Linked DNA regions of Homo sapiens: region 2 is linked to region 1. Evidence: chromatin loops called from intact Hi-C (ENCODE). Cell type or tissue: endothelial cell of umbilical vein. All regions are shown on one strand. Links, peaks and the distances in the headings refer to the core of each region. The heading gives the core; the rest is flanking DNA.

Region 1 (16,506 bases), core at 3,830-11,829:
AAAAAAATGTCACAGTAAGAAGACATAATCACTAACTGGAATGTGGTATTCTGGATAACATATTAAAACAGAAAAAGAACACAAGGGGATGTTGTAAAAAATCTGAATAAAGAGAGAACTTTAGTTAATAACATATCAATACTGGTTCTTTACAATAAATGAATCATACTGATGTAAGATTTTAATAACAGGGAAACTTGGTATGATATATATAGGAACTTTCTGCACAATGTTCCCCATGTTTCTGTAAGTCTAAAACTGTTCTAGAAAAAAATAAAATTGTAAAAAATTACAAAAATGTGCGCATAATCCTATTTACCTAAAGGGAAAGCAACTACACTGAAAACTCCTGGGCCAACATCCGTCAATCATGTATTTCCTGGGTGCCTGTTCATTTTTAATGGAAATTTTAAGCCCTCTTGCCTCCCTCTTCGTTCAAGAAAACTCAGGTACAAATCTCTTGATAAATGCTCGAAAGCCAATCTTCCAATGAGAATAATCAGCTCAGCTCCGGGGACAGGAGGGGCAAGGCCTCAGAGGAATCTATTCCACGCCACCATCCTCTCTTCAAGAGCTGCCAGACCATCCTAAACGTTTTAGCCCAGAGAAAGCGAGCACAAGGGATGCCACTCGCATGCAGCTTTTCCTCATTCCTAGGTCTAAGTAAGAGTTTATGAAGCAGGTCAGCTCTTAGCTCCTGGTGATAACTTCCCATTCCTGAAGGCAAGAACAGCAGGTCCTTTAAGAGATGATATATAATTCTAGCCCTAAGTTAGCTGAGCGCCCGACACTTTAAGGAGTCTTTTATGGCTCCATTTTCTAACACTTGCTCCGAGTCCACCGCCTCCCCAGTCAGGGGGTGGCACACAAAGCCCTCTCTCAACTGCAGCTCACTTCTTGTTCTGGGTTTCCCAACCACAGCTGAAGCAGGTTCTTTTACTTTAGAAAAATGAAGAATTTCTGCACACTGGACTAGAAAATGTCTCTTTACAAAAAAAAGGGGGGGGTATTTTAGAAAATTATTTCCCATGTGATTTATGTAAAAATCAATTGCATTTTAAAAATTTAAAAATAATCATTGCCAATAGGTAAGAAAAAAAGGTGGGAGGAGAGAGGTGAAGCCCTCAGGCAGCACTTGGTGATGAGCGGGGCCCAAGGGCCACAGTGGAGCAGCCGCAGGGAGGCCAGCAGGAGGCAGCCTCGTCAGCCGGCCAGGCTGCAGCCCTGCACATTTCACACCCGTGCTGCTCCACCGCCCCTTCCTCCCATCACCACGGCGCTCCTCCACGCTCGGCAGTTCCCTGACCTCCATGTCAATATCCCCGCAAGGCTGCTTTCCTCCCCACTTCACCTCAGCCCACAAGCAGGTCTCACAGAACTAAAGTGCAATGCTCCTTGTCACCAGTAGGTGCCACCATCTCCCATGACCACCTGGTTAAATCCTTCCCATGAGGGCCTAACTTCCATACAACTGGTTCCTTCCTAGGCCTGCTCTGTAACCACTGAGTCAGAACTGGCTCCATGCTGGGAGTGGTGGCTCACGACTGTAATCCTAGCACTTTGGGAGGCCAAGGTGGGAGGACAACTTGAGCCCAGGAGCTCAAGACCAGCCTGGGCAACGTGGTGAGACCCTGCTTCTACAAAAAATTTTAAAAATTAGCCAGGTGTGGGGATGCACAGCTGTAGTCCCAGCTACTTGGGAGGCTGAGGCAGGAGAATCACCTGAGCCCAGGAGTTTGAGGCTGCAGTGAGCCAGGATCGCATCATCGCACTCCAGCCTGGGCAACAGAGTAAGAGACCCTCTGTCACCCCCCACCACCAAAAAAATAAAACACTTGACTCTGTTTTGAAGAGCATCTCCAAGAAAAAAAAAAAAGAGTCTCAGAATGATATGCAAAGAGCCCCAAGAGGGCTGAGGGTTACAAACGAAATGGAAAATTTGTAATTAAGCTTCTCCCCTGACTTATCTCATCACAAATCATTACAGAGTTGGAAATTCTTGGCAGTACAGCCCAGGTACAGCCAACCCAAGTGTGAGTGAGAGGGACTAATGTTTATTCAACATCCACCCCAGGCCTAGCACTAGCATGTTCTCTCTTTTACTCCTCATGACTCCCCCACTACAGCAATTCTCCCCCATTCTGAGGTTCTCTGTACAGCAATTACCCCTTATCTTCAAAGGGAGAAACCTCAAACTTCAGTTGACTTCTCTTTGGGTACCATTAGAATTAGATCTGGATTTTGGGAAAAGGGAAGAAAGCAAGGAAGTTGGGGGAAAGGAGAGGCTTTCCCAAGCTGCCCTGGGAGACAGCAGATGGCAGAGACCAGCACATCACACCCACTGGTCACAGCAAGAAGGCAGAGACAAGACATGTCCGCGTGCTCACTGAATCCCCGGAGTCCACTGTCCTGCTGCCATCTCTCCATGGCAAGGCCAAGGCTGTGCAGCCTCAGGACTGATAAAGCAGGCATTTGAAAAAGGCCTGACAAATCCTTTCAAAGTTGGTAAAATGATATGACCCACGTGGGATATTTAGAAAGATGGTGAAAGTAGCTAGAGATGAGAAACACCGTGTGAGGCACACCATGCAAAATGTGTGCTATCTGCACCCAAGAAAAAGAAACTCATGAGTGACGCTGCGGGGAGGAGTGCCTGAAAAAGTTCCTAACAAACAAGAAATACATAGGGACTGTATGTTTCTTTTTATTCATTTAAAATGTACATTTTCTCATTAACATTTTCTTTGCTCAAGGTTCAGCAGCTATTAGCTGTGTGACTATTACCCCAAAACCCTATAAGGATTGTCTTAATCTATTTTTTTCAAAAGGTCTTTTTTTTTTATTAATTACAAATTGTTCTTTCACAAAGGATTTGTGCAGAGGACACTGTCATGGCTTATTAGACCACTTTAAAGACAGGTAAACACAGGGGTTAAGGCGGTTCATACAGTCCCATCAAAGCCCAGACTCCATGTCAACCTGATCCAAAACAGTGGTCTTTCCACAGTTGCAAGCTCTTTTCTTAAAAGGTTATTTCAATCAGATCACAGTAGCTGAGTGGAGCACATTCACATCATGCCTAATATGAGTGACCTACAGCAGGACTCCATACAGAAACCTCCAGCCCTGTGGGGCATCTATCAGCCCTCTCCAGGGGCTCTGGCTACTCCGAGGGCCTCCCTCCCTCTCGAGTGCTGCCCTGGGACAGGTTGACCAGTGCCACCCAGGGACAAGCTGTGAGATCCCCTACCTCTGGCGCCACTTATTTGTAAGTCCATTCTCTGCCTTCAACAGCTGGGACATTCTCCATACTATCTCAATACTTGGCATCACAACCAGGCTGCAGATGTCTCACTACCTTATTTTAAAAGCAAAAGGACACAGTGTAAATTAAACCTTATCGGAAAGCAACTTGGCTTGGCATCCAACATCAAGAACTAGAAAGCGACTGAAAATCTTTAAGCCAAGAAATCTCACTTCTGTAAATTTATCCCAGTGAACTAACCTAAAATAAGGAATAAATCTTATGCACAAATACTGCAGCATTATTTATAAGAGAAAAAACAGAAGAAACTTAGAACATTCACCAATACAACGTTAATTTCTGTTAACAGCCCCTTCAAAGAATACTATGCGCCCATTAAAATTATAAAGATCACAGAGCCACATGCAAAATGCTTACGTTAAATGAAAAAGCAGGAGACAAAGTTTTATGTACACAATGAAACAACTATATAAAAATCTGTATCCATATGGATTAGCCTGGAATGAAAGGCACTGGAATAAAAATGATTGTGTTAAGAGTGGAGAATGATGAGTGTTGGCTCTCCTTCTCAGACTTTCACATGTTCTTTAATTATCTTCATGAATTGTTGAATAGTTTTAAAAATTTAGCCCAGATATGTTAAAGTTGGAACTTCGACCTTATGCAGTATTTCACATCATTAAGGGATCTTATCTGGCCAGTGGTTCCAAATGCTGCCCAAAGCCACTACAGGAACCTATGGGGCAGGGGACACAAAAGCTGTTTCTAGAAACAGGTGTGAGCTGACCTCTGCTTTTAAGGTTTGGGGTCCAGGCACTACTGTAGAATCTCAGGTAGCCTCCCTTCTCCCTTGGAATTAGAAAGAGGGCTGAGAGGCCAGGCGTGCTGGCTCACACCTGTAATCCCAGCACTTTGGTAGGCCTAGGCAGGTGGATCACAAGGTCAGGAGATCGAGACCATCCTGGCTAGCATGGTGAAACCTCTCTACTAAAACTACAAAAAATTAGCCAGGCGTGGTGGCGGGCGCCTGTAGTCCCAGCTACTCAGGAGGCTGAGGGAGAAGAATCGCTTGAACCTGGGAGGCAGAGGTTACAGTGAGCCGAGATCGCACCACTGGACTCCAGCCTGGGCGACAGAGTGACTCCGTCTAAAAAAAAAAAAAAGAAAAAGGGCCCAGAGACCGTGCTGTCCTGGGCAAGAAAGAGATCACATGATCGGATGCAGTCCGCCAAGCCTGCTGAGAGGCTCATCTCCTCTATGTACATCACTTTCCCTACTGAATCTTTGCTTTCTCCAAGAAACGGGTCAAACACCAAAGTGATCTTGTGCGCTTATCACCGCTGTTAGCAGTAAATGTGTACAGGGAACTCGGGTGCTGACAGTGCATGTACGGGCAATCACACACACAAGGAGAGAAAGCAAAGCACCGGCCTCTACTGGGTACTTCCCCATGGGCCCGACGGCCCTTCTGCCCCCAACCCAGAACATGGAAATAACAGCAACAGTGATGCCACCCTCACAGAACTGGCATTTACCAGGGATTTTCCAAGTGCCAGGCATTGTAGAGGAGCTACACGTGTGCGATTGCAGTTACGTATGTGTTCTTCACAGTATCTTTGAGGTATGGTATTTAATACCCCTTTTATTAAAAAAAAGATGACAAAACTGAGACCCTCCCAAAAAAAACAAAGTCAAGAGCACACAGCTAACAGGCAGTGTATCCAGTGTCACATCAGGCTGTGACTGGCCCAGAGTCCAGGCTCCATCCACCACCCCCGGCCAGTTCTGGGACAGACAGACTGACCCCGTGTCCATGTGGTTGGGAAAGCTAAATCCAATAAGCTCACTGACACCAAGTGACTGGCACAGGCCTGGCCCACAGCAGCCAAGACAGTCAGTGGGGACTGTCCCTCTTTCCTCTTAGCTTCCCTGGTCCAACTTCAGAAAACAGTAATTTTACCAAGATCTACTTTTAAAGGTTGCTTCTCCTTTCCACACACTTCGTCTCATTTGATCCTGATGGGAAAGCTGAAAAGACAGTGAGCTGCTGTGAGCAGCTCGGGCTTCGAAGGCAAATTCAAATTCCTGCTCTGGAGCTCGTAGCAATAGGAACCATGTTTTCTATCCACTGTGATGTGGAGGAATTAAATAAAAGGACATACATGATGATGCTAGCAGTGTCTGACACACAGAAGGCTCTCAACAAAAACTGAGCCCAGAGCCACACAACCGCCTGAGAAGTTACACCACACCTCCCTCATACAGCTGGAAACGCTAAAGCATGAGAGATCGCCGGAGTGACCTCATCCCATGCTCTCTGATGAGCAACAGCACTGGGAACAGTCACTGCTCATCTTTCCACTGCACCTCAGCCCCACGGAGTCCATGGAATTCAGGAGTGGCCAGTGGCCCACAAGATGTGCGCACTCCATGGAACTTGTTCCAAGTGGGGCCTGGATCTCACCTCACTGCACATGAAGGTTGGGGGATTTAACAATTCCTTTGACAAAAGTTTGTTGTTGTTGTTGTTGTTGTTGTTTTAATGCGGAGTTTCAAAGAACATGTTTAGCTGATTCTTATCTTTCTGTAAGCCAAAGATTCACGTGTCCACTGACTTAGAAATGCAGGGGTCAAGGAGAACTTTCCCCATCACCCTCTGAAGGTTCACTGAAAACTCAACTCGAAAAAGTCAGATTAATTAGAGAAAAGGCATACACATTGATTTAATGTGTACACACAGGAGCCATCAGAATGAAGACCCAAAGTTACAGGGGAAATTGTCCATTCTCATGCTTAAGTTCAACACAGTATGGACAGTCATGTGGAAATGTGACTGGACAAAAATGGTAGGTTCCAATGCCAACAGACCGAGTGGGGAAGCCCAGCAAGGCCTGTCCATCTAGATTCTTCTCAGCCTCTCTGAGCAGCATTCCTTCATTCTGGGTTGGGGCAAGACCCTCTCTGGAATGGAGTGGAGGGGTGGGTCTTATGACCTACAGTCAAACAGTTAAGTCACATACTGTTTTTATAAACAGTATTTACATAGCAAGGCAGAGGGAAAGTTAGAGCTGCATTTTCAGGGTTGATGGCTGGCTTTGGGGAAAGCAAGTTCTGGTTCCTAGGACCTGTTTTAGGGAAGAGGGATTCTAGCTTCTATGGAGGGAATCTAGCTTCTAAGGGCAGCCTTGGGGAGAAGGAGACTGGCAGCTGGAGGGCAGGAGAAAGTGAAAAACTTTTGCTTCTGAGGCCTTCATTTTGGGATATTGTTTTCTGAACCCTAAGGGAAACTAGAAAGAACTATATTTAGAATTCTAAAACTTTATAAATTATTCATCCATCTTAGTAGCATCACCCGGAATGCTAAATTCTCAGAGGATGAGAAAGAGTGTATGGAAAATGTGTGGAATATGGTAGGTGATCAGATACAGGAGCTTCATCCTAACACCCTGAAGAACCCGGCATGTGTTGGACCAGATGAATTAAGTGCTGGGAGACTTAAAGGAAGGCTGGTTAGTCTTCAGTGCTTGTGAAAATCTGCAAAGATCACTTGAGTCAAATCTATAAGAATGTGGAAACTCATTCACGTCTATACAAGCTTGTTCAACAGTACTATAATCCTGAATCTTACCAGCAAAACCAATGAACTGGAAGCGCCAAGATTTTTTTTTTAATTTTTACAGAATTTTGCTGGTTAGTCTTACTTTAATAATACCCCATATTATTCCAAAAAGGATTGGGTAGCTTAAAACAAAAGATCTAAATAGAAACACAAAAGAAATGGAACATGGTGGTTGCAGAAATGACCAAGTAAAGATGCTGTGGTCAAGTTGAATTTTTAAACTCTGAACTTCCCAGAGACAGAAGTAAAATAAGTAATAGAAACAAGAATTAAGGTGTAATGAGATCAGTTATGGCCCAGAGACTTCATGTATAGTCTCAATTAACTTCACAACAATCTCAGGAAGGCAAGTATCATCATATCCATTTCACAGATGAAGAAATGGATGTGAGTCACCCGCCAAAGGCACAATGGTCAGAGAGCAAGTCAGAATCTCAATTCAGGCTGGACTTTGAAGCCTGTGCTCCAACCAACCATATGCTCACCATCCAAATAAAGTCATGAGTATCTTAAGAGAGACTGAAATTCAGCTGCTAGATTCCAAAATGTGCCATGAAAAGAATGGATTTTGGGGACTGGACTGCAGTGGATTGGAAGTGGCCATATTTCTTTGCCACGTCTGCACAGACAGCTGGAGTCGGCCTCTGGACTAGGCCATGTGATTTGCTTTGGCCAATTGGATGCCAGCAACCACGAGGCAAGGAGGGGCTTAATACACACCTGCACATTGGACATGCCCTCTTAGAATGCTGCCCTGAGACCACCATGGTGTAAGGAAGCTGGTCTATGCTACTGGGGCATGTGGAGAGTTGAGGAGCCCCAGACAATAGCTAGCAAATACTATAGGACACGTGAGGCCACCTTGGACCAGCCAGCCAACGCTGCTATCACTTGACCACAAGGCACACGTGAGCCCTGGGGAAGTTAGCAAAAGGACCGCCCAGACAGTCACAGGACTGTAAGAAATAATACATCATTCCTGGGTTAGGCCATTCCACTTGGGACAGTTTGCTAGGGATCAAAGGTAACTGAGACATGAATGCAGAGTGAAATAATACAGGAAATCCTCAACAACAACTTCACAATAGATAGGAAGTAGACTGTATATGGCTGTTGCCCATAAAAACACTGGAGACACAACATGAAAGGGCAGTTCAGTCAACAGGACTCTGTATGGAGCAAAATCTAGTACTATCCACAGTTTGTACCAAAAAAAACCCTATTTGGGGTATTATATCCCCTTCTGTAACACAGAAAAAGGGTCTAAGAGAGCCTGCGCATCCACAGGGCTTTTTAAAACAGCTTTTGAGCTTTAAGAGCCATCTCTGATAGAACCAACTTATTCATCTGAAAGTTTCGTGTTTTTTTTTTTAGATGGAGTCTCACTCAGTCACCCAGGCTGGAGTGCAGTGGGACCATGTTGGCTCACCGCAACCTCCATCTCCTGGGTTTAAGCAATTCTCCTGCCTCAGCTTCCTGAGTAGCTGGGATTACAGGCGCCCACTACCACGACCGGCTAATTTTTTTATATTTTTAGTAGAGACGGGGTTTCACCATGTTGGCCAGGGTGGTCTCAAACTCCTGACCTCAGGTGATCCACCTGCCTTGGCCTCCCACATCTGAAAGTTCTTTTGAGTCTTCTGCTAGGAAGAAGAGATGCAGAGATCATTGTATACAGGGAGGCCCTGGCCCTCAGAGATCAGAGGTGAGTGCAAGGCATGGTGTGTGATCCTGGCCACGTCCAACGCCCTTCCTAAGGCTCACTCTCGCCTACAGAATGGGGATAGTGGTCAACAGTCAGCACAAAGGATTTCTGTAGACACCTGGTACAATGCCTGGCCCATCCTACATGTTTGATAACATCAGGGATTGTTATTAGCACTAGTGGAAAATCTTGATACTAACAGTAGAATCATTTCACTATGACAGAGACAATGGGTTGGAGAAGCACTTCATGGAAGGGAGTGAGGAAGGACTATGAGATGATGGTGGTCATCCTGGAGAAGGATAATCGTCTGATCAGTGAGCAGAAACTAAGGACATTGGCCTAGGAGTGGGGAGGAGGGAAGCACCTGGGTGGTGCGGCTGCTGGATTCAGACGACACCCCACAGAGAGGACTCCCCACTCCCCTTGGCAACTCTTGGCAGTCCCAGAAGGCACAGCAGCTGACTCCTCCAGAGTAGGAACAAAGCTCTAGCAAACAGGGATCCAGCCAAAGGCCAGCCAAGCTGGCACTTCCAACAGGTCCACAATGAAACAGCGATTCAAGGAAGAGGAGGGTCATTGCACCCAAAGCCAGCCAGCCTGCAGGTGGGGGGAGGTAGACAAGGTATCTTCTCCCTCAAGCTGACCGACAGGCACTTGGCCTGCATGAGACATGCAGTCTATCACCTTCACCACGTACAGCCTGCCCAGTGGGAACCACAACGGCTCGGGGTGATCTGGCACCCTCAGGTCACTGCACACTTCACGGTTTCCCCCTACCCCATGTAGGCTCAGTGTGGACCTCATGGCCCAAACTTAGAGCAAAGTGACCGTCCCCTCCCCTCTGAGAAAAGTATGACACATCTGATCCTCAACTAACCGGACTTTAGTTTTAAGCCTCTCTTTCAGAATAGGTAGAAATGAAAAGCAGGGATCCAAACAAAGAAACGAAATAATTGGGTGAATTTCTCCGGTTGACCTAGCCTCACACTCAGGGTCTCTTTCTTCTGATCCTTCTAATAAACTCAGGGGAGTGCTGAACACTTTAAGAGAAAAAGCAGTAGAAGGCTTTGCCTTCGTGTGCAAAGATGAGATATCATGGGCATTAAATGTGATTGCGGAGAAAGGAGCAATCATGGACCAAAACCCTGTCAATTCCCAGGTAAATAAAGCCTCACATCAACAGCAAAGGGTGCAGCCAATAGGGCAGGGGTACAGCGTCCTTTCCCACGGCTGGGTAAACTCAAAGGAATGTTTGCGGATTACAGGTTAAAGTGTACGCTTTTTTGAATGCTCTGTTTCAACCACTACTCTCTCTCTCATCCAAAAGCAGTGTCAGCAACCTCACCAGACACATGCCACCTGCCCCTTCACCTACTTCAAACATCTGATGTAAGAATAATAAATTGCTGCAGAGGCCACTGAAATCCAAAGCGGCATGGGGGCTGGGGCACTGCTCAGACACACTAGGTCCAAGGTTCAATCCTCTTTGTTGCCAGCTATTCACGACCTCGTGTGCAAACGAACAAAGCCTTTCAGATGGCATTCATCCAACTCACTTGCAGGCTGATGGTACAAAATCTTTATCTGTGATGGGAGGTGGCGGGGTGGGTAGGGGGTTGCAACATGCAAGAGCTTCCAGAAGGAGAGAAAGGACCTGAAAGGCTGCTGATTTGCAAGCCTGACTTGGTTTACGTGGAGGGAAATGACAGGAACACTTACAAGACACTTTGCCAGAGCCCCAGGCCTTCTGTCCCATGGGGCATCTCCAGTTCCGTGGCCCTGACCAGCTGCTTCCACTCTTGTGGATACCAGGCTCCCTGGAAGAGTCTCAGGTCAAGAGAGGGAGCCCAGGCTAAAAAGATTTTGCAGGTCATAGTTGCTGTGCATAAAGTTTGGCAAAGTGCCTCAGGAGGCCTCCCTCTTACTTCTATGTTTAGCTTTTTTCCAAAATAAAAGTTAATGTTTTCATGCCTTAGTTTCCCCATCTCTGAGAAAAGACAGTGCATATATAATGTAATCAGGTCTAAGCTCCAGTCTCTCCAGAATCCTACAACCAACTGCTGTGTTCAGGCCTTATCTACAGACTAGAGAACTGCACTAGTTCCTGGCTGGAACCTCTGGCCTCATCTCCCCACGCTACTCATCCCTCACACAACACGAAATGCCCCCTTCATCCTGCCCCCCTGCTACCCGGGCCTCCCGAGGGCTCTCTGTGTTCCACCACGCCCCATGCAAACATTTCCCTTTCAATGCCTCTGGAGTCACAGTTCATCCTACCCATTCAACCTGATCTGTGCTCAGTTCTGGCCTGTTCCATGACGGTTCTCCACATACAACAAGATCCTTCTCACTTCCCTGACTTGGCTTATGATTTTTTTTCTCTGCTTTTAAATTAAAAGTATAATTTACATACAGTAAAATTCACTCTTCTTAGTATCCAGATCTGGGAGCTTTGACATCTGCATATAGTCATGCAACCACCACCACAATCAAGATATAGAACAGTGCCACCATCCTCCAAAACTCCCCTGAGTACATTTGTAGTTAACTCTCTTCTCCAGCCCCTGGCAATCCTTGATCTGCTTTCTCTGTAGTTTTGCCTTTTCCAGAATGTCATATGAATAGAAGTATACAGTATGTAGCCTTTGGACCTGGCTTCTTAATGCACATAATGTACAGAGATCCATCCACATTGTGTGAACCGTGCTTGTCTCCTTTCCACTGCAGGAGGTATCCCGCCACATGCTGCATTCCACCATGTACGCAAACCACAGCTTGTTCATCCATTCCCCAGTCGTGGGACAGTTACGTAGTTTCCAGTTTTGGCAAATATGAATAATGCCATTATGAATCCCAAGAGCACATAAATTTCCATTTCCCTTGGATAATATCTAAGGGTGGGATTACTGCGTTGTATGAGAACATGTGTTTAGCTTTATAAGAAACTGCTCAACTATTTTCCAAAGTGGTTGTACCATTTTGCATTCCCACTGGCAAGGGATAAGAGTTCCAGCTGCTCTATGTCCTTGCCAGTACTTGGTGGCATTTTTGCTTTTTTTCCCCCCAAAGCCACTCCCCTAGGTGTATAGTGACATAATGCAGCTTTCTATAAGTTTGCTATAATGGTGCTTACGACACGCCAGGTATCATGCTCAATGGTTCACACACATCTCAATTAATGCTCACTCAATACTACACAGTAAGTTCCAATGTTTTCTCTGCTTTTAAATGCATCTAAACTGAAGTGGCATCTGAACCAAGGTCAAATGACCACAGTACACGAGGCCTTAAATGAGAGCCCTCCTGGGATGGTCTTATTTACTCCTGCAGGGATTCTCCACAATTCTCTCAGGCTCTGACTCAATGTTACCTCTTTCGTGATAGTTTCTCCAAATCAAAACATAATACAGCCCAGTCTGACCTTGCCTCTTACTGCACTTGATCAGCTCTCTAATGATAGAACCAAAGTATTTTCAAAACAGTTGATGTTTCTTATCTCCCAAACAAGACGGCTAGCTTCCTCAGGCCAGAGGATCTGTCTCCCCAACATTTCATCTTCACATTTTAGGGACTGACTGAAATGAATCAGAGTGTGTAGACAGTGTTCTGACATCAAAGGATGAGATGTGCTATTAAAAAAAACCACCACCAACTTGCTTACCATGGCCCCGAGTTCCACATTGCTTTCTAAAGCCACAACCTGCAGGTTACATTCTGCCCCTGCATTAGAAAGTTAAGCAAATTTAACTGCAGAAAATGTGATAGTTTAAGGGCCAAAAAAATAAATTGATCCGTGACAAACGATAATAAAATATCCAGCATCTAGGAAGCATGTTGAAAATGCTGGCAACTTTATGAAGGAATAATCAATTTTAGGAAACGAACGTTGAAGGTAAAGAAACGCAAAAAGGAGTCTCTTGAGTGAACTCACCAATGAATATATCCTACCAAGGACAAGCTGACTTCCCTAGGATGACATTGCAAACCAGTGTGGAAGCCAGAAACAGGCCTAAAATGACACGGTGAACTTCAGCCATGTAACCAGCCCAATATGTACAATGCAAGGAGTTTTCTCCCCAAGATTCAGGATCCAGGTCTTTGCTGTAAAACACACACACACACACACACACACTCTCTCTCTCTTTCTCTCTCTCTCTCTCTCTCTCCCTCGTCTGCTCCCCCATCCCAAAACCGCACCGTCTCCAGACATCAACCCCAGAAGGTCATCACCACCCAGAGGCCAGGTCTACGTGGTATTCCACTTGTATCTAAAATCAATGACTCTCTCTTCTCTTCCCCACCCTAAAAACACAAAAGCTTTACTCTTCTATCACCCACCCACAGACTGAGCCCCATGACCAGGACACAGTCTCTCCCACCCAGACAGAGCCCACCACACAGGCCCTTAGCACTGATCCCATGGTTTTCCTGATCTGACACAATAGTTCCCTCCCCTCTCCATGTGGCAAAATCACTACAGAATTAGTCCTTTTAAAGCAAGGCTTTTGTCCTCCACTCAGAACTCCTGAGTGAACTGGAGGTTGACGCCGAATGTCTTAGCGACCCTCAGAGTGCCCTCACGACCTGGCCCTCAATCTAATCTCTCTCTTCCAGTCAGGATGGGCCATTTGTGATCTTCTGTGGGGTCCTTTGTGCTATGCACTTGGGAGCCCAGTTTTGGGGTTATAATCACTCTTTCTCTTAGAAATGGTCTTCAAATGACAAAAGCTCCAGTCCTCACAAAACCTAGCTCTGCCCATGGGACTGTCCTGGGAGAGTCCTGCCCTGTCCCTCCCAGCCCCAAAGGAGGAGACCCTGTCCTGATTCAGTCATTCCTGATCTGTTTTGGAAGATCCTGAAAGAAGCTAAAATTTCTTTATCTTGACCCTCTCTGAATAAGGCAGTTTTTAAAACAGCTACAGGTTGAATTGTATTCCAATTTTCAGTTCAAGGACAGCCAGCTGAAATGATGACCGGGATTAAGAGATGAGCTATAATTAGGGAGAGGCCGGTCTCTCCCGGAGGTCAGCGGCTGCAGGCAGGGCCCACCTCCGAGCGAAAACCTGCAGGGAGCCCTAGGCAGCCAACGAAGAACAGGGCGGGCAGGAGCCAGCACAAGGGCTCTCACAACCCCATGCAGGCCCCAAACGGTGACTGCCTCAGGACTTCCGCTCCACAGATGTGAGAGAAAGTGACGCTCTCACACAGAAGGGAAACCGAGGACCTGGGAAATACTTCCGCAGAAAACTGCACGCGGAAACGGGGTGGGGGGTGCATGCGGCGCGGGGCAGCCTCATCTGGGAGGACCCTGATGTTTGGAAACCAAAGCCCCAGCCCCAGACCAAGACCCCATCCAGCAAAGACCCTGTGGTCAGAGAAAGTCTTTTTAAGTGCTAGTACGTAAATATTAGAACTGCAAGGGGCCTTGGATGTCATGCCAAATGATAAAACCACAAGTTACCAATGTGATAAGGTGAGTTATAAATAACCTGACAGAGACTACCTGAGTAAGTATGCCAGGGCTGCCATAATAAAGTACTACAAACTGGGAGGCTTCAGGAACAGAAACACACTTTCTCACAGTTCTGGAAGTCTGCGCTCAAGGGGCGACAGGGTTTGTTCCTTCCGAGGGCCATGGGGGAAGATGCTGTTCCAGGCCTCTCTCCTTGGCTTAGAGGTGGTGCCTGTTGTCTATTCTCTTGTCACTGTCTTCCCTCCACGTGTGTCTGGCTCTGTCTGAATCCCCCATTTCATAAGGACACCAGTCATACTAGAGCCCATGCTGACGACCACATTTTAATTTGATTATATCTATAAAGATCTTATCTCCAAATAAAGTGACATTCTGAGGTCCTGGGGGTTAGGGCTTCATTGTCCCATAATACTACCTTCTCTCCCAGAAATTTCTCAGAAGGGGCAGAATAGGCAAATATAAGGGGGTCCAGAGATCTCTCACCTGTGCCGGTTTGGCACATTCCTTCTGACTCAAGATTATTTCTTAAAAATACCAACGGCATCAGCTCTGTACCAACTCGGGGAAAGCCAGAGCAGAGGGTGATGAGCTAAAGGGCCGGGGTTTCTTTTCTAGTAAGAATGTGGCCCACGTGGAGAAAAACTTATCCACTGTGGACGAAGGGCCTATGTCTCCACTGCAAGTGCAGGGTGGACGGCAGCTTGACTTCTGACAAGACTGAATGGTGAAATATTGAAAATGTACAAAATCCACATCCCCGTTGCACAATGGCAATATGCTCTTGGCCTCACAGCTCACCAGACACTGATTATGCAAGCTCTTTTCAAAAAGCACTGAGGCCCCAAGAAGCTAATCTGACAGAGACTTATTATTCTCCAAACAATGGGTGAAAAGAGAAACCATTTCTGAGTCTTTATAAGGTAGACACCCACGCAGACAGACCCACACGATAAATCTGCATGAGAGTTTGTAAGAGGCACTGGGCACCAGTAGCTTTTTTGTTGTTGTTTTGTTTTTACCAGTAGCTTTTATGAACATATCAGTTCCACCAGACCCCTCCACAGAGTGAATGGTGAGTGCCACCAACCAGGGGCCCCCGAGGCCACGCCAGGAGGCCCAGGAGTGGGAACAAAGGCTGTAATCCATCTCCAAGAGCGGAGTGGCCTCGGCCAGACAGACTGAGCTCACTGTGTCTGACAAAAGAAACTTTTCACAACTGAGACCTCTGGGTTGGAATCATGAAAAGAACTCAGGGGCGTGGGGCTGGAAGGGTACTTAGGGGCCTGATGATTGGTGAATCTGGAAGGCGTCCTCAGATGTTCTCGATGAATTAATTCCCCAGCCCTTTCAAAAAACACCACCAAGGCCACTGTAATGCTTGCTTCTACACAGAAAGCATTATGGGTGTTTTTTCTTTTTCTCTAATACATGAAAATGTGCTTACTGTGATTAAAAATAAAACTAAAAACGCAAAGAGACCCTTAAAATGTTGAAGGCTGACCCCCCATCAATGACTGTTTAAGTGTGTAGGTGTCCAGTCTGACTACAGAAACACTCCCGCATGTAAGGAGAAAAGAACCGATCATTAGCAGACATCTGAGTTTGTCTCAGGCATGGCAATGGGCCTATTCATTTTCATTCTCTCATTTAATTTTATCTCATTTAAATGTATTCAGGCCAGGGGCAGTGGCTCAGGCCTATAGTCTCAGCTACTCCACAGACTGAGATAAGAAGATCGCTTGAGCACAAGAGTTTGAGATTACAGTGAGCCATGATCACGCCACTGCACTCCAGCCTGGACAACACGGTAAGACCTCATCTCTAAAAATAAAAATAATAAATAAAATGTAAATAAGTATTCAGAAGGACTGAACGCAGTTTAGCCAAGTCACCAAGTATTGATTATGCTTCACTCACAGTGGACAAACACACTGAAGGCACAGAAAGATGGAGTGATTTTCCCTAAACCACAGCCAGAGAGAAGGCCATAGATACAGGCAGCAGGGCAAGAAGCTAAAGCCTGAGGAAGCAAAGGAAGTCCAAGAAAGGTGAGCAAATGAACATCACGTTAGAGCCAAGGACAGGGCTGGCGCAGATGGTCACTGCCTCACAATGACAAGCGGTTCAAAGAGGAAGCTACCTGAGAGTGGACGCAGGCTGAGGAGTGTCCCACTCACACAAAACACGAGTCTGTGTAGGAGAAGGATTATCTAGTTCTCTCATAGCTTCTTCTTATTTCCCTCCTGGCTATGCACTATCCTAGCAGCTTTCAAACTTTTTTGCCAAAACCCATAGTAACAAATAAATTTGATGTAGACATCCATCCCCCAAACCATGTATTTAAATATATACGTTATATAAATACATGCACGCCCATCCATCCACATACGGTGTCATAAAAGGGTACCTACTCTTACATGTATGATGTGCTCCAGTATTTT
Region 2 (16,506 bases), core at 2,867-10,866, 76 kb after region 1:
GGAGTGGTGGGATCTGCAGGGAGTGTGGACGATGAGGCTGGCTGGCCAGTGCTGGGATAACTGAAGACTGAATTCAACAGCTACAGCTGGGGCAACAGGAAGCCAACAGGAAGGACCAAAGCCCCATCTTGCTGGTGCTTCTACCGCCTCCTGCTGATGGAGGTGGCCCGGAAGCCACTGGCAAAGCAGCTGGGATGTGCGGTCCTAGCTCCAACACTGCAGAACAGAGCACAGAGTCTGGAGCTGAAACAATAATTTCATAAATTACATGTTGGGATTTTTGAAAAATCAATCTCCATCACTACCCTAAGGAGAGGGTATTGATTCTATACACAGAAAGATCCCCAGAACGAGAAGGCCGATGCATCAAGATTCCTCAGACAGATGGAAATAGGCCAATAGAAAAGGTGGCCGATAGAAAATAGATAGAAATAGGCCGATAGAAAAGGTTTGCTGAGGACCGGGCACAATGGCTCACACCTGTAATCCCAGCACTTTGGGAGGCCAAGGTGGCCGTATCACAAGGTCAGGAGATCAAGACCATCCTGGCCAACACGGTGAAACCCTGTCTCTACTAAAAAAAAAAAAAATACAAAAAATTAGTATGTGGTGACACACACCTGTAATCCCAGCTACTTGGGAGGCTGAGGCAGGAGAATAGATTGAACCCAGGAGGCGGAGGCTGCAGTGAGCTGAGATCGTGCCACTGTACTCCAGCCTGGGCAACAGAGATTCCGTCTCAAAAAAAAAAAGAAAGAAAGAAACAAACAAAAGAAAAGGTCTGCGGAGTACACACACCCCAGGAGTGCTGGCTTTCTCAGCGAGGCACAGTTCTCATCAATTAATGAACTGTCATTCTTAGCAGTATCTTACAATTCTGATGCATGTAAACCCCAATCCCCCATTGATAACTCCTAGATGGAACTAATAACATTGAGTTTCCAAACCTATAAAACCAAGAGTGATGCCTTAGACCCATGATCATTCTCTCTCTCAAAGCTAAGTCTGAGATAGCCCAAGGGTCTCTCTCTTACTTTAACTCATATTTAATTACCTGTGATTTACACACTAGAAAATAAGATCTTTTGAAGAAAATAATAAGCTTCAACTATTTCTGCAAACGTGTTACACATACACAACCGCACAGAAAAACACAGATAGAAACCTTCAACTTCTTCCTGGATCAACTTACCACATTCCTAAGTTCTGACCAGCTTATTTGCCAACAGAAAATTCGAGTCCAGGAACTTTGGGAACCTCAGAAGCACCAGCCCTCCCCACCCCTCCTTCCCTTCCCATTCTTCACCTCCACACACACAACCGTTATTTCTCCTAAGAGTTAACTACAGAGACAGCAGGACACCAGTTCTGGTAGCAGGTCCACCACCTTCACACGGCATTTGCAGAGGCTGTGGAGGGGCAGCAGGCTCTGCTGTGTGCAATGCTTCATATCACCCACCCACCCCACTTCAGACTGGAAGACACGGTTATGTTTATTTTCCCCCAGAAGATAAGTGACTCACAGGCAGTTTGACAACAAATGTCAAGGTCCTTCAACCACAGAAAGTTCCCAGCATTTCCAATCAGTTGGGACATAATCCAGAAGAGGTTGCCTGGGATTATTTTTCCTTGGAAATTACATTCATTCTATCTTGGTGACAGACACCCACATATGGGGTCAAACTTTCCCTCATCCAAAAAAAAGATGATAATCAAAATCACAAGATACCACTTCATATCCATTAGGATGGCTACTATCAAACAACAGAAAATAACAAGTATTGGTGAGGATGTGGAGAAACTGGAACCCTTGTGTACAGTTGGTGGGAATGTAAAATTGGTGTAGTCACTGTGGAAAGCAGTATGGAGGTTCCTCAGTATATTAAAAAACAGAACTCCCATATGATCCAGCAGTTCCACCAGGTGTACTCCCAAAAGAATGAAAAGCAGGGTCTCGAAGGGAAATGTGCACACCTGTGTTCACAGTAGGATGAATAGCAAATGTGTTGCACGTGTTAGCAGCGTAATGTATAAACACAACGTTGTATGTCCATAGAATGAACTATTACCCAGCTTTAAAAAGAAAGGAAATCCTGTCACATGCTACATGGATAAACCTTGTAGGTATTATGCTAAGTGAAATAAGCCAATTCAAAAGGATAAATACTGAATGACTCCACTTACATGAGCTACCTAGAAGAGTCAAATTCACAGAGACAGAAGGTAGAACCCTGGCCGCCAGTGGCTGCAGGGAGGGAGAATGGAGAGTTACTGTTTTTTGGGTACAGAGTATCAGTTTTGCTAGATGAAAAGAGTTCTAAAGACGGATGGTGGTAACAATGTGAACACAATGTCACTGAACTGTTCACTTAGAAATGGTTATGGGCACTGCGGCTCACACCTGTAATCCCAGCACTTTGGGAGGCCGAGGTGGGCACATCACTTGAGGTCAAGACCAGCCTGGCCAACATGGCGAAACCCCATCTCCACTAAAAACACACACACACACACGCAAAAAACAGCCGGGCATGGTGGTGTGCACCTGTAGTCCCAGCTACTCAGGAGGCTAAGGCAGAAGAATCGCTTGAACCCGGGAGGCGGAGGTTGCTGTGAGGCGAGATCACACCATTGCACTCCATCCTGGGCCACAGAGCGACTCCATCTCAAAAAAAAAAAAAAAGAAAGAAAGAAATGGTTAAAATGGTCAGTTTTGTTATATGTATTTTACCATAATAAAAACTGTCGGGGGGGAAAGTTGATACATGCCACTACCTGAATGAACCTCAAAAACTATGGCAAGTGGAAGAACTCAGACACTAAAGGACACACAGTGCTTGAGTCAATTTATACGAAATATCTAGAATGGATAAATCCACAGACGCAGAAAGTACACTAGTGGTTGCCAGGGACTGGGGAGATGAGGAAATGGGGAACAACTGCTTAATGGGCATAGGGTTTCCATTTGGATGAAAATGTTTTAAAACTAGACAGAAGTGGCCGGGCGCGGTGGCTCACACCTGTAATCCCAGCACTTTGGAAGGCTGAGGCAGGTGGATCATGAGGTCAGGAGATCAAGACCAGCCTGGCCAACACAATGAAACCCCGTCTGTACTAAAACTATGAAAAATTAGCCAGGCATGGTGGCAGGCCCCTATAGTCCCAGCCACTTGGGAGGCTGAGGCAGGAGAATGGGGTGAACCTGGGTAGCGGAGCTTGCACTGAGCCGAGATAGCGCCACTGCACTCCAGCCTGGGTGACAGAGCAAGACTCTGTCTCAAAGAAAAAAAAAAAAAAACTAGACAGAAGTGGTAGCTGTACAACTGTAGTAAATGTCACTGAACTGTATACTTTACAATGGCTAATTTTATGTTACATGAATTTCACCTCAATAAAAATGAATTAAAAAAAAAACCCTGTCACACAGAACAACAGAGATGAATCTTGAAGACATCATGCTAGTGAAAACAAGCCAATCAGAAAAGGACAAATATTACAAGATTCCACTTACATGAAGCACCTAGAGGTGTCAAGTGCACAGAGGCAGAAAGCAGAATGGTGGGTGCCAGGGGCTGGTGAGAATGGGAGTTACTGTTTAATGGATACAGAGTTCCAGATCTGCAAGATGACAAAGTTTCACAACAGGACTACACTTAACACTACAAAACTGTACACTTAAAAATGGTTAAGACAGTAAACTTTATGTTACATGGTTTTTACCCCAAAAATTGTTAAATAAAGCAAAAACATTGGGGGCGGGGGGAGATGCAAATATGGAAAAATAGAATCCAGGATTGCTCAACTACTGAATACCCCAGTCCACCCCCATATTCATTTAGCCAAGAGCCTGTAAGAAAACTTGTATTTTTCTTCTGTTCTAAACTGTCACTTAATATCTGCTGTTCATCGTTTTTATTATTCTCAGAGCTTCCAGAGTAAGTACTCATAGCTAAAAGCATCGTCCAGTAATCCAGTAGGCATTTCATTATATGCCCATCAATATTTAACTCTGAATATTAAAGCAAACACCCAAGTATTCCAAAAGAGAAGACCAAGCTCAAGCTCAGAGCCCTCAAAAAGTCCAAACAGATATTCAAGGGCTCCATGACCATCAGCAGTTACTCCCAAAAGATGGAGACTCTCAGCGACGCCTTCCTAACCAGCTGTCCCCAGACCTGACTGCGTGAGAGTCATTCACACATGGGGAGCTTTTTCTAAAACACACTTGGGCCCCACAGCCAGACATTCTGACTGAATCAGTCTAGGGTGGGTGATAGGCATCTACAGCTCAAAGTTTTCCCCAGGTGTTCCTAACGTACAGCCAGATTGAAAACCGCTGGTTAACAGTGCGGGCTGGCAGTTATGGGGGAGTAAAGGCAAGAAAGACAGATGGCAAGGAAAACCAATTAAGATGGGGGAAGTGGAGGACAGCAGAAGGATCTTAGGCTCCTGCAGTCCTTGAAATTTAATTTTACTGCAGTAATTCGAGTGCAATCAACAGGCATATTCCTTCACCCTGCACATATTTCATTTGTGAAATTCGGTAATTAGTACCGGTCATCAGATGAGGGAGCTCTTAAAATACAGAAACTAAGCATGCCCCAGCAGGCCAGGCCCCTTCCCTATGGGGAGAGTGTGCACTGGTTTGGAAAGGGCGGTGCCAGATGCTGGCTTAGAGCCCGCTGCATAAAGAAGGGGTAGAAGACAGCTCCCAGCCAGGACCTTCCCAGGTGAAATACCTCCCTCCCTGGGATGGAAGAAGACCCCTCCCACACACACTCTACTGAGCTCTTTCTCCCTACGTGCCTGGTGTGGGTTAAGTGCTCACCAGGCAACATCTTGTTGAACCCTTGTGACAGCTTCATGCAGTAAACCCTGTGATAAACTCCATCTCGTAGAGGAGTAACAGAGACATAGAAAGGTACTTGTCTAAGGGCACACAGGTAAGTGGCAGGGCTGACACCTGAGCCACTCCATGACTCCAAAGCTCAGCACTGCCCACACCAACTTTCTAGAGCACTCTTAGTGGTCCCCAATAGCACAAACAGCATGACGGACGCACCACTGAGTACAAAGGGCTGTGCCCCGAACACATGAATAACAAGTTATTAATTGCTCTAAGAGATCCAACCCAGGAGATTCAGGCTGCAGCAAAATCCTCATTTCTGCAAAAGTTATGTCCTGAGCAGGGGTGAGCCAAGGAGGAACAAAGAATGAAAAGGAAAATAAATTCCCTTAACACACGGGGGAAAAAAAAACTGCTCACTTTACAGCTGTTTTCCTCCTTTGCCAGTAAGAACATCCCCCTAAAAACTGTAAAATGGAGAAAGCATCAATCTCCAAAGAGTGAGCAATGCAGACAGTTCTCGCACAAGGGCCATCTCTTATCTTGCCCTCCCTCTATTCCCTTGACTTAGGCATTTTTCCTCACTCCAACTCCCTCCTTGCCCTACCTCACCAGATAAAGGGCCGGCAGAATGACCAGGAGGTGCTCTGCTGGGTCGTCAGGCTGAACTAACCACCTCTCAGCCCAGAGCTGAGCAACGTGCTGTATCCCTAGTCACCATCACCCACCCTTTCTAAACCCTTGCTGAAATGCCTCCAGATTCCAGCCCTCCAGGAGCTCGTATTATTCTCTACCTACAAACTCGCCAAATAATTGAGAGCAAAATTTTCTCAGTTTCACCTCTGGCACCCTAGGAATACCAAGACCTGGATTAAAATCTTGTCATTTGTTCTGTGAATTCCATGAAGGTGGACGGAAATCTCTCAGCACGTTTCTGGTGGAACCCGAGTTCGTTCCTTAACCAGGCAGGTCAGCAAGCAGTTTCCAATCACCTTAGGGGCACTGATAGAGCTGTGGACATACGGTGAGCCCACTCTTCTGGGCTCCAGGTATTGCCTCGGGTTTCCCCAACATTTCACAAACATAAATCCATCTCCGTCCCATCTGTCAAACATCCTTCACCCCCAACGTCTACACCAGAAGTCAGTGGCCTATCAAAACAGTTCTGTAAGTGGTTGGCTAAGGTATAGAGCATTAAAATAACCAGCCAGGAGGAGCTCCAGAAGATCCAAAATGCAATGAATAAGAGAACCTCAGATGCCTAATCCTGCATCTTGCCTAAACAGGTAGACTGCCCCGGACTTCAACCTAGACAATCACAAACATTACCGCCTACATTCAGAACCATTTTCCAGTGATGAACTGGATCATGCCAGACCCCTAATGAACTCCTACAGGGACGGCACCAGGTCCAAGAAGCTGAAGGAGACCCAGAGCCAGCAAATGAGACACAGGGGCTTACGAGTGGGAAACCTGTACACAGGGATGGCCCAGTGGCAGTGGACTGGGCAGGAAAACTGCAACTGCTTGAAGCCTGTGGTTTATAAATAGAGTTTCCACCTAGCATCCTCTAACAGCCTCCACGGGGCAACCTTCATTTAACCCAAAACAAAGGGCCTCGCTCATCTGTATGCCCAGTGTTCCACGGGACAGGATAGGGGCTCAGATGTTCCTCATAAACAAGGAATGAATCTCCAGGTTGGCCACTCCCGGATTCCTTAGCTCAAAACTCCAAACACACATTCAGGTGTGTCTGCCCCACAGGGTCACTGTCAGGGTATGCTTCAGTTTTGCCGTCAGGTATGTCTGCCATCCGCAGTGGTGAAAGGAGAGTTAATAATAAAAACTTTTGCTAAAGAGAGCCAGAAGAGAGGAGATTGCTTACAAACAACTGATCATTCTATTCCTCATCAGCTCTCTCCTGTACCTCAGCATCACTGCACAATCTTTCTCCACTTCTCGGAGATGAAATGGCACCTCCACCTTTAGGGCACAGGATTTAAGGGCTTAACTTACAAATACAGCTGGGGTCTGTTCAGCTGCAAGAGCAAGGCAGCATGTCTGGACGAAAAAGCAGACATTCTTGTCTCCCCTAATCCCATGTTCACCCTGCACCAGGGAGAAAAAGCCAGACTTGCACCCAGAAATGATGTCAACTCCCAAGCATGCTGCCAAACCACAGCATGTTACCAGTCAGAGACTCAGCACGCAGATCCCAGCAGAAAAGGGCAAAATGACTTGGTAGCCCATAGCTGAGTCACCCAGCAGGCAAACAGCTGAAGGAGAGTAGGAGGGAGCCAGGGGCCAGGGATGCCTTGAACCTGTGAGGCATGGTCCCCCATGTGGCAGACCCTCCACAACCCTGGCTCTCAGCCATTCTCCCCCGAGCCCACCAGTCTCAGCCTCATCTCCCTCACCTAGCAACGTCTCGGTGCTGAGCCAGACACAGGAAGTGCCAGGGCAGACAAAATCAGATCCTAAATGCTCACCATCCCCCGGCTGTCTCTCTGACCTCACGTCCCATTCACCAGCTTGCCCTCCTCCTTTGGTTGCCCAGACATGCCAAGTTCATTCTGGCCCCAGGATCTCTGCACAGGATCTTCTCCAAGCCCAGACAGCCTTCTGCCACACTGGATCATTCTGGTCAACAGGCCTCGCCCACAGGTCCCCTCCTCGGCCCTTCCTGATGAGGACTCACCTCTCATGGAGCCCCACTTCACACTCTGATATTGGCGTGACCGTCCCCCAGCCTGCCCTCCTTCCAGAATATACATCCCTGGGCCCATGTTAGCCTGGCTCCCCACTGTCTCCCTGCTGTGGGAGGGGCCAAGCCTGTGCTGGCCTCAAGACACTCACAGTCCACTGGGACGCAGGGGATCAAATTAAAAATTACACAGAGGCTCCAGGCAAATCAGGGAAATCTCGGGTGTCCAAAGTGACATACAAAGGGGGAGGGCTGCTGGAAGTGCAGACCCTCACCTTCACAGGCATGTACGCCAACATCCGGGTGCTGATGGAGATGAGCTCAGGCCTGTCCACGGCTCCAGCTCCTCCATGTGCAGCAGGCACCATTTCCTTCAGCTTGCATGCAGGTCCAAGGACACAGACAGTGGGCCCCCTCCGGCCCCCTTCTATTGGAAGGGCTAACAGAGGCCCACCAGGATTTCCAACCCTTTCTTACAGAGTTTTACTTGGTCCTGAACAATCCAGATACTCCAAGTAAAAACAGAGTAACCCCCACTGTCATTCCTCTGAAGAAACTAAATGCTCAGTGCTGACCATCTCCTTACTCTCCGGACACCGTTTAACAGCAAGGACAGCTTTCTGAAGGAAAGATCAATGCCTTAAAATGAGGATTCTAAATTTTCAAACATTTTAACATAATGCAAGCATCAGGGGGCTGCAGGTGACCTTTCAAAGTTGTTTCTCAGATCATTTCCTCTGTTCTATCAGTCTGGCTTCTTGTTCCATCATTGGGCCCCCCAGCTCCATCATCCCAGCCCCCTGCTCCATCATCCCAACTGTCTGCTCCAACATCCCAGCTCCCTGCTCCATCATCTTGGCTCCCCGCTCCATCATCCCGCTCCCTGCTCCATCATCCCACTCCCTGCTCCGTCATCCCAGCTGCCTGCTCCCTCATCCCGGCTCCCCTGCTCCATCATCCTCGCTCCCCACTCCATCATCCTGGCTGCCTGCTCCAACATCTGGGCTCCCCACTCCATCATCCTGGCTGCCTGCTCCATCATCCCAGCTCCCCGCTCCATCATCCTGGCCCCCCCGCTCCATCATCCTGGCTCCCTGCTCCATCATCCTGCTCCCCACTCTGTCATCCCAGCTGCCAGCTCCATCATCTAGGCTCCCTGCTCCATCATCCTGGCTCCCTGCTCCATCATCCCGGCTTCCCTGCTCCATCATCCCGGCTTCCCTGCTCCATCATCCCAGCTTCCCTCCTCCATCATCCCAACTGCCGTGCTCTATCATTCCAGCTCCCTGCTGTTTCATCCCAGCTGCCCTGCTCCATCATCCCAGCTGCTCTGCTCCATCATCCCAGCTCCCGGCTCCATCATCCCAGCTCCCTGTCCATCATCCTGGCTGCTTGTTCCATCATCCTGGCTCCATGCTCCATTATCCAGTCGTCCTGCTCCATCCACAGCTGTCCTTATCCTGCTCTATCATCCTGGATCCCCTATTCTCTCTGCAAGTTCCCCTGATGTATCAGCCTGGATCCCCTGCTCTATCATCCCAGCTGTCTAACTAGCACTCCAGTGCGTATGTTCCATGCATATGACTTCCTATGAGCAGGGGCAATGCCTAGGTTTCTAGGCTTTGTCCACAATTTATATGTGTGCCTCCCTCTCCTGGCAGCCACTACACTCCCTTCCCGAAATAAATAAATGATACAGAAGTGATAAAAGGTACTCTCCTCTGGCTCAGCACTGAGGAAGTAGGGATAAGGAGAGTCGGCTGCAGGAGGAATGGCACATTGGAGATCTCTCCAAGGTAGGCCAACTCCAGAGGCCCTAGGAAGAGATGACCAGCCTGAATGGCTGTGGAACTGCAAAGGCAAGGCAGGGCTTAAAGCCAGACACCTATGAAATCACCAACCCATCAGCTCACTCAATCATGTCCATTAATCCATTAAGCCTGCTTTGTTCTACGGTGCCCCTGGAAACTTACACAGCACTTTGACCGATTAGAGAACCTTAAAAATGTAACCCAAATGTGACACCTGCTTCATTCAGCACCACAGCTTCACCTTACACAAAGAAACAGAGACCTTCCCAGATTGAAGGCAACTCCACATTGCCCAAAGGAGGGACACGGACTAGAGAAGAAGGATGGAAAAGCCTGCCTCACCAGGTGCCTCTGCACCCCGACTGACACTCCTAGTCCAAAAATTCACACCTGATGTCACCACTGACCTGCAGGTCTGCTCTAAGCAAGACCCGTCCTGGGTCAGAGAAGTCAAGCCAGACCAGCCCCAGAAGTACCTGCAGGAAGGGAGAGCAAGCACAAATAAACGTCCTCACTAAGCTCGTCAGCATCATCTTCATCAACTCACTAACTCTCTTTTCCAGACAAGGAAACGCAAGCCAATGTCCCACAGCTACTCCGTAGTAACAGCAGGATCTGAACCAGGTCTAACATGACAGGCCAGGCTCCCAACCACTGTGCCATCCTTCCTCGTCATGGTTAGCATGACCAAACGTGGGTTTTCACACAGGTCATTCCTCCTTAAAATCATCACAGAGTGTATCTATTGATCTGCAATCCAGTTGTGAGTTGTCTTAATTAGAGCCATCAGCAAAGCCACGTGAGCACTTTTCTAATTGACAGAACTAGTCCTCAGCCCTCACAGGGGGGCTTTGTTGCATTGCCACAATTATTAATTTGTCTTCCACTTGTCACTCATCTGCAGTTTCAAAAGCAAGCCAGAAACTGAACTAATGAAAGAACATTTCCTAATTAAAACCTTGCAGAAAAGTTTTCAAATTAACACGCTATATTCAGATAGTAACAGCTCAAGATGTTGAAAAATCCAATTGCCAATAAGAGTATTAAAAAATTAAACAGCACGCACTTAAAACCATATCTCGGTATAATTTTTCAAAGACAAGCTGGAAAAGATTAAGGGTGGAATTGGGAAATAATCTCCTGGCCACTGAACACTGGATGGGGAAAGGGTTCTGGCCTGAAGCTACCTGCAGAACCCCAGGGGCCACTCGGTCCTCACACCAGCTGGGGGGGACCCTGACCAGCTTCCTCATGCTGTCTGGGGCTCAGATTCCCCACCCAAGGAAGAAGCAAAGGGCTGCAGGAGCCCCTTCATCCTCACACTCCTTCCAAAACAACCCACCTACCTAGGAATGACAGTTTCAGGCATGGTCTGCGGAGGCTGGAGGCGCTTTCGAGGAAAGTAGGTTGGTTCACTTCAAACCTGGCAGAGGAGGCTGGCTCTGGCTGGGGAACAGGAGCCTCTGGGCTCGTGAATGCCTGCGACGTGTCACATGTGATGTGAGAGCACACTGATGCAGCTTCCCCAAGAACCCGTGTCAACACCTCCCCGCCTTCAAAGTGACAGTTGACATTAGCAACAGCAGTTAACACTTTTAAGCACTTACTATGTATGTACCAGGCACCATTCTGAGCATTTTACATAAACTAATTTATTCATCATTGAACAACCTGATGATAGGTGAATGGGGAAACTGAGGCACTGAAGGGTTAAGTGACTTGCCTGAGGCCACAGAGCTAACTGGATAAGCCAGAATGCACACCCAGAGTCTGCTCCGGAGCCCAGGCCAGTGGCCCCTGTGCTATGCATCCTCTCTGCCATGTCACAGCAGCCCCAGAAAGACACCCAGAGCTAGCTGTCCACCAAGAGCTCCCATGCACAAGCCTCCTGGGCTTCTGCTGTCAAACGAGGCTAGGGCCAGAAACAGGCAAAACTGTTTCCAAAGCCCCCAGTATGGATTTACAGAGTCACCCTGGCAACCTGCTGATGCTAGACCTTCCCGCTGGCACCAGGACCTAAATGGCAAGTGGTCAGAGCACCACTGCTTGGGACATCACACTGCTTCATGCACGGGGCCTGATGTCAAGGCCTGCTCCCTGGGTCAACAGGACTCGAATTTCTGCAGAAAGCTCCGACTCTGAACACACATCAGTCCTCCACCGAGGCCTCCCCTTCTCCACAGTAACCTAAAATAAAAACTTACATAGCTGATGAGAGCTTCGCTTCCAAACAACTATGGCACATTTGATAATGATGTCGGCGCTTTGCAACACTGGAATAAAAAAATTAGATCACCAAAAATATCCTTCCAGGGCCAGTACAAGGAAAATGACTCCACACACTCTCCACTGCCAGTTAGGGAGAAAAATCCTCTAAACTAAAACCTATGTCTTAAGTACAAACACTACTGCAATTATGACATATGCCAAGTCACATTTATTACCAGGAAGAGGGGAAACTTTACCTCTATCCCTTTTCTTTCTAAAACAAAGGACGCCAAATTCACATCTTCCTAGGCAAATGCTTAGTGACCCAGATTACTTCTTGACCCATAAGAATGTGTGAGCTCCTAAGTTACTGAAGTGCAGATGGAGGCTGAGCCTCAGCAACCCTCTCCATAGGGACATTCCTCATGAGCCCGTCTGCCTCCATGAGCCCAATTATGAGGCCTGGACAGCCACAGTTATGTTCCTTTCATGACGGCCAGCCTCAGGCCTGGAGCTTAGACCATCCAAGAACCCAGACTTGAATTACATTCTCCTCCCGGCTCTCTGCTTCTCGATCATCCACATCAGCAGTTTCAATAAAGGGTTAGTAGATCACCAGCCCCAGTAATCAGCACCTTCCAAGCCTGAAGCTGCAGCTCTGCGTCAGCAAGAGGGAAACCTGCTATTTGTAACCTGATGTTTCACGAACTATAGCTTTACTAAGACCAGGACAGCCAGGGCTGACTTTCTCCAGAGCCGTACTTTAGGCAGGTGGAGGAACACTGAAATTCTAGTCCCAACTTTGCTACTGCATGACCCGTGGGGCAGGCTAGTAACCTGTGGGTCCATCAGAAACTGTGTGTGAATGTGGGAAGAAAAGCTGTTCTTTCTCCCCAGCTGTTCATTCTCCCAGGCATGCTGAAAAGCAAGACAAATGAGCAATGGCTCTAAAGCATTTCAGACATCTCAGAGACAAAGCTGACATAAATTTGAAGTACCAGGAATTATACCTTACAGAAGATACGCAGTATCATAATTTGCCAAAATCTCTTATTGACAAATACCACGTAAAATAGCCTTTAGCATCAATATCTTGTTGGGAGAACCAAAAGGACTAACACATATTTATTAACGGTCTCCCACTCAGCTTCCCAAGTCATCCACAGCTCCTGATGGATAGCTTATAACCACAAGCAAAGCTGCCTAGCATGAGTGAAAAATCTGGCAGAAAGACTGAACATAAAGAGGTGCCTGGCAAATGAGAAGGGTGTAGTCAAGATAATAAAACATCTGGCTGGACGCAGTGGCTCATGCCTGTTGTCCCAGCTACTTGGGAGGCTGAAGTGGAGAATCGCCTGAGCCCAGGAGTTTGAGGCTGCAGTGAGCTATGATCATGATCATGCCACTATACTCCAGCCTGGGTGATAGGGTGAGACCCTGACTCTAAAAATAAATAAATAAAATAAAATAAAACATCTACAGTGAACTCTGGTGGGTAACAGGGTCTTTGGTCCACCGGGCAGTCTGCTTAGGCAGAAATGACCTCACAGACCGCCTGAGCTCATCCTCTACCACCAGAAACTGCACCAGGATTAGCAATTTCCAAAGAATGTAGATACTCCTCACAGAAGAAACAGCAACCAATGTAAGAATGCTTCCCTGGTGATACAGGTACTAAGTCAGGATCTAACGTGATCTCTGATGCTCCCTATGAAAAGAATCACTGTGGAATATCCCAAACTACAGAAGAGCTGTGAGGCAGAAGCACCTCTGGACTAATACGATCACAAACCCTTTGAGCTGCTTTTTACAAAAATACTAGTTTTCAGCTGCTTCTTTAATTTATGCTGCATACATGAGTAAATATCTTTTTAAATTTTTTAAATGAACTTTTCAAAAGTACACAAAAATAAAACAGTAGAATGAACTCCATGAACCCACTGGTCAACTTCAACAGCACATCTGGCTTCTTCCATGATCCCCCCCCAAATACGACACATTGTATCCACAGTTTGTATTGTTCTTCAAAAAATAAGGATTTTTAATAATATAACCACTAATAAAGTAGGAATTGCCTTAATTGCAGATGTGCAACCCGCAGATATGAAGGCCCAACTGCAATGTGACACACGAGAAAAAGAAAGGCTGTAATTGGTCAATTCTAAGATGCCCTTTCCTCCACCACCCCCGACTGGAATGCAGCTCACAATCAATGACGTCGGCAATGCTATGGGCTGGGCAAGGCCCATGATGCATTCTTACCAGCCCATGCTCAATCATCCACATCTGCAGGACATATACGTCAATGGCTTAGAAGAAAATCCAAGAAACGACAATGAAGCAAGCACTCTTAATCCCTAAAAACCAAATCATGGTGGGATAGGAATGGATGGTGAATTGAGGAGTTAGGCAAAATTCCCAGAAGAGTCAAAGGCTGGCTACCTCGACTTCATTGCCAAGCTGTCTTCAAAGTCCAGAACCAATGGCTCTTAGTATTTTTATGGATTTTTTTCCTTAGGAAATGCTACATCACCAGCGCTTTTGGTGGCACAGTGGATGACTCTGTTTGAAGAAAATAGGCACTAACATCTGAGTCAAAAAGTGACTCAGAGTGCTTGGACTCTGAAAAACTTTTAGAACACTTTGCTCAATGTATTTCACTTGTATTTTCCTTTGTATCTATCTATGCCCGAGAGTGATATATGGAAAAATTGATGTCTCGGTCTGAAAGAGCTCTTTCAATAAGTAGAAAATAAGAATGCCAACTGATAAGAACCCGTTGTGTCACAGGTCAATGGACAGTGTTTTTTCTTTCCTAGTGGTCCACAAAATAATGGCATGTTTGACAAATAATGGCCTCTCGGAATTGATGAAAAAGTTGTATTCCAGACACAGGGGAAATTAGTGATGATCAAAAGTGAGACAGGAAGACAACTAAGTGAGCTCCCTGGCACAGGGGATGGGGCAGGACAAGGGCAGGAGGGGAAGGAGAGTGCGGCAGGGCAGGCCTTTTGAAGGTCACAGAGCAAAAGCTCAACATCTAGGTCAAGGGGAAAGCCCCAGAGGCAGCAAGGAGGAAACAATGAGACTGGGAGGCATCCCACACTGGGCCAACCCTCTCATCATCCAGGACAGCCATACAAATGCCCCTACCCAACAGTCATCTACACTTACCCAAATACTGATAACAGAGTACTTAATTCATGGGCATCTCCAAAACACAGGCCTTTAATTTGCACCGGCTCCTCAAGCTCTCACAGGGCAATTTAGCTAAGAAAGACCCTTCATTTGAAGTGCGTCATTTTTCTAGGGCAGCAGCCTGTCAGAAAGAAAAGAGTTCACTCCCTGGACTGGTCTCTGACGCAGAGAGGAAGAAACCTTGATGGCCACTCTTGAATGTGAAGGCCTCTCAAATTACCTGTTCTTTTTCCCGCCATGTAAATGCTCCAGTTGTTTTATCCAGAAGTACACTGGACGCACGGTGCCTAACCATCCCAATGGTTTTATGGGATTGGTACCTACCAATCCGATAAAATATCTAATGACCCTTCATAAATGAGAATGGCCTCTATGAAAAGCACCTGCATGCCCTCACCTTGAGAACCAGGACCAGCCACAACTTCCCACAGTTCCGCCTCCCTGAGATTGGCCATGAAGTCACATCTCCATTTTACTGTCCCCAAGTACAATACTATCTATCACAGAAGCTCAGTGTTACCCACATTGCCAAGAATAACCCCCCTCTCCAAAGCCTGGGTATCAGGCAGGCATCTGATCTCTGGTTTCCTGCAAATATGAATCAACAAACCCCACTCCCACCCGCAGCAACTCCCAAAGATCACATCACAGCGGAAATCCTGTGCTGGAAAAGGTGCACAGGGACCCAGGGGGATTTCTCGTTAAACAGCAATATGTGCAGAAAGCACTTTAAGAATGTGTACTGTTCTTCAATGGTGCACCTAACAATGAATGACTTACCCGATGCTTGGTGCTTCACAGAAGTCAGCTCAGGAATCAAGAAATGAGATTGTTCCACAAGCATATCCCACGAAGCTGATCAGCAAATTAAACTGCTGGAGCAGTCTAAATTAAAACTGCCTCGAGCAGCTGCAGGTCTGTAGTAAGGGAAGCGATTATGAGAGTACACACAACCTTTTAACCAGGATGCATTCATGCCTCATCGAGGAGACCAGAACAAGAACAGGTGACCAAGATGTCTACAGCATGGAGGGAAACTCCACCACTAGCCAACCAAAGGCAACATCCTTCGGGAAAGAAAACTGGCTCATTTGTTTAGCAAAAGAAACCAAGGAGTAGAGAGATCACCGAAAAAGAGGCTGGACGAAGATGAAACCAGGGGCTACCTCTGAAGCAGAGGGAACCACAATGGCTCCCTCTTAGTCTCAGCTCCAATCCTGCCTTCCCCATGAGCCTACGTGATCACCACTTTAATACTGCAACTATCCTTCCGCCCTCATCCCTAATCCCCATACACTGCTCTATTTTTTCCACAGCACACAGCACCTTTCTGCACACGACGTAACTGACTTCATGTCTACTGTCTGGCTCCCCGCAGCCCCCCACTAGAATGAAAGCTCCAAGACCACAAGGATTCCGTGTCTGCTACAACAACTGGTGTACTCCCAAACACTCAAGCAGTGCCTGGCACATAGGAGGGTCTCAAGAGATACTCACTGAAAGAATAAATGAAAAGAACCAGAGCCAGTTTTCATCTCTGCTCCTTCCGGAGGGGCAGCTGAGGATTGCGGCCTTCAGGACAGGCAGAGGCCTGGAGGGTAGGAACACAAATTCCATGGAGCAAAAGGTAAAAATGAAGAAAAGAGCAGCCGGGCACGGTGGCTCACGCCTGTAATCCCAGCACTTTGGGAGGCCGAGGTGGGTGGATCACTTGAGGTCAGGAGTTTGAGACCAGCCTGGGT

Evidence for each region. A loop is a pair of places that touch in the nucleus more often than their neighbours do. Peaks named below come from ENCODE experiments on the same cell type or tissue, not always from the same donor. Only the 100,000 strongest peaks of a DNase experiment are listed, where the experiment ranks them.
Region 2: a loop joins it to region 1, with 4 times the contacts of the local background. A loop is called at or near these places in 3 of 110 quality-filtered maps.

Annotation. Positions count from the first base shown.
Region 1 is chr1:230,152,463-230,168,968 of GRCh38, reverse strand. The region is part of intron 1 of GALNT2 (polypeptide N-acetylgalactosaminyltransferase 2); the gene reads right to left. Among named protein-coding and RNA genes, the nearest start is that of GALNT2, 93 kb to the right of the region's middle. In endothelial cell of umbilical vein, for the core only: no CTCF peak of the experiment used is centred there; a DNase peak (open chromatin) is centred at 7,878; H3K27me3 peaks cover 536 bases.
Region 2 is chr1:230,075,326-230,091,831 of GRCh38, reverse strand. The region is part of intron 1 of GALNT2 (polypeptide N-acetylgalactosaminyltransferase 2); the gene reads right to left. Among named protein-coding and RNA genes, the nearest start is that of GALNT2, 16 kb to the right of the region's middle. RefSeq lists an enhancer at 7,028-7,569. In endothelial cell of umbilical vein, for the core only: no CTCF peak of the experiment used is centred there; a DNase peak (open chromatin) is centred at 7,031; H3K27ac peaks cover 1,951 bases.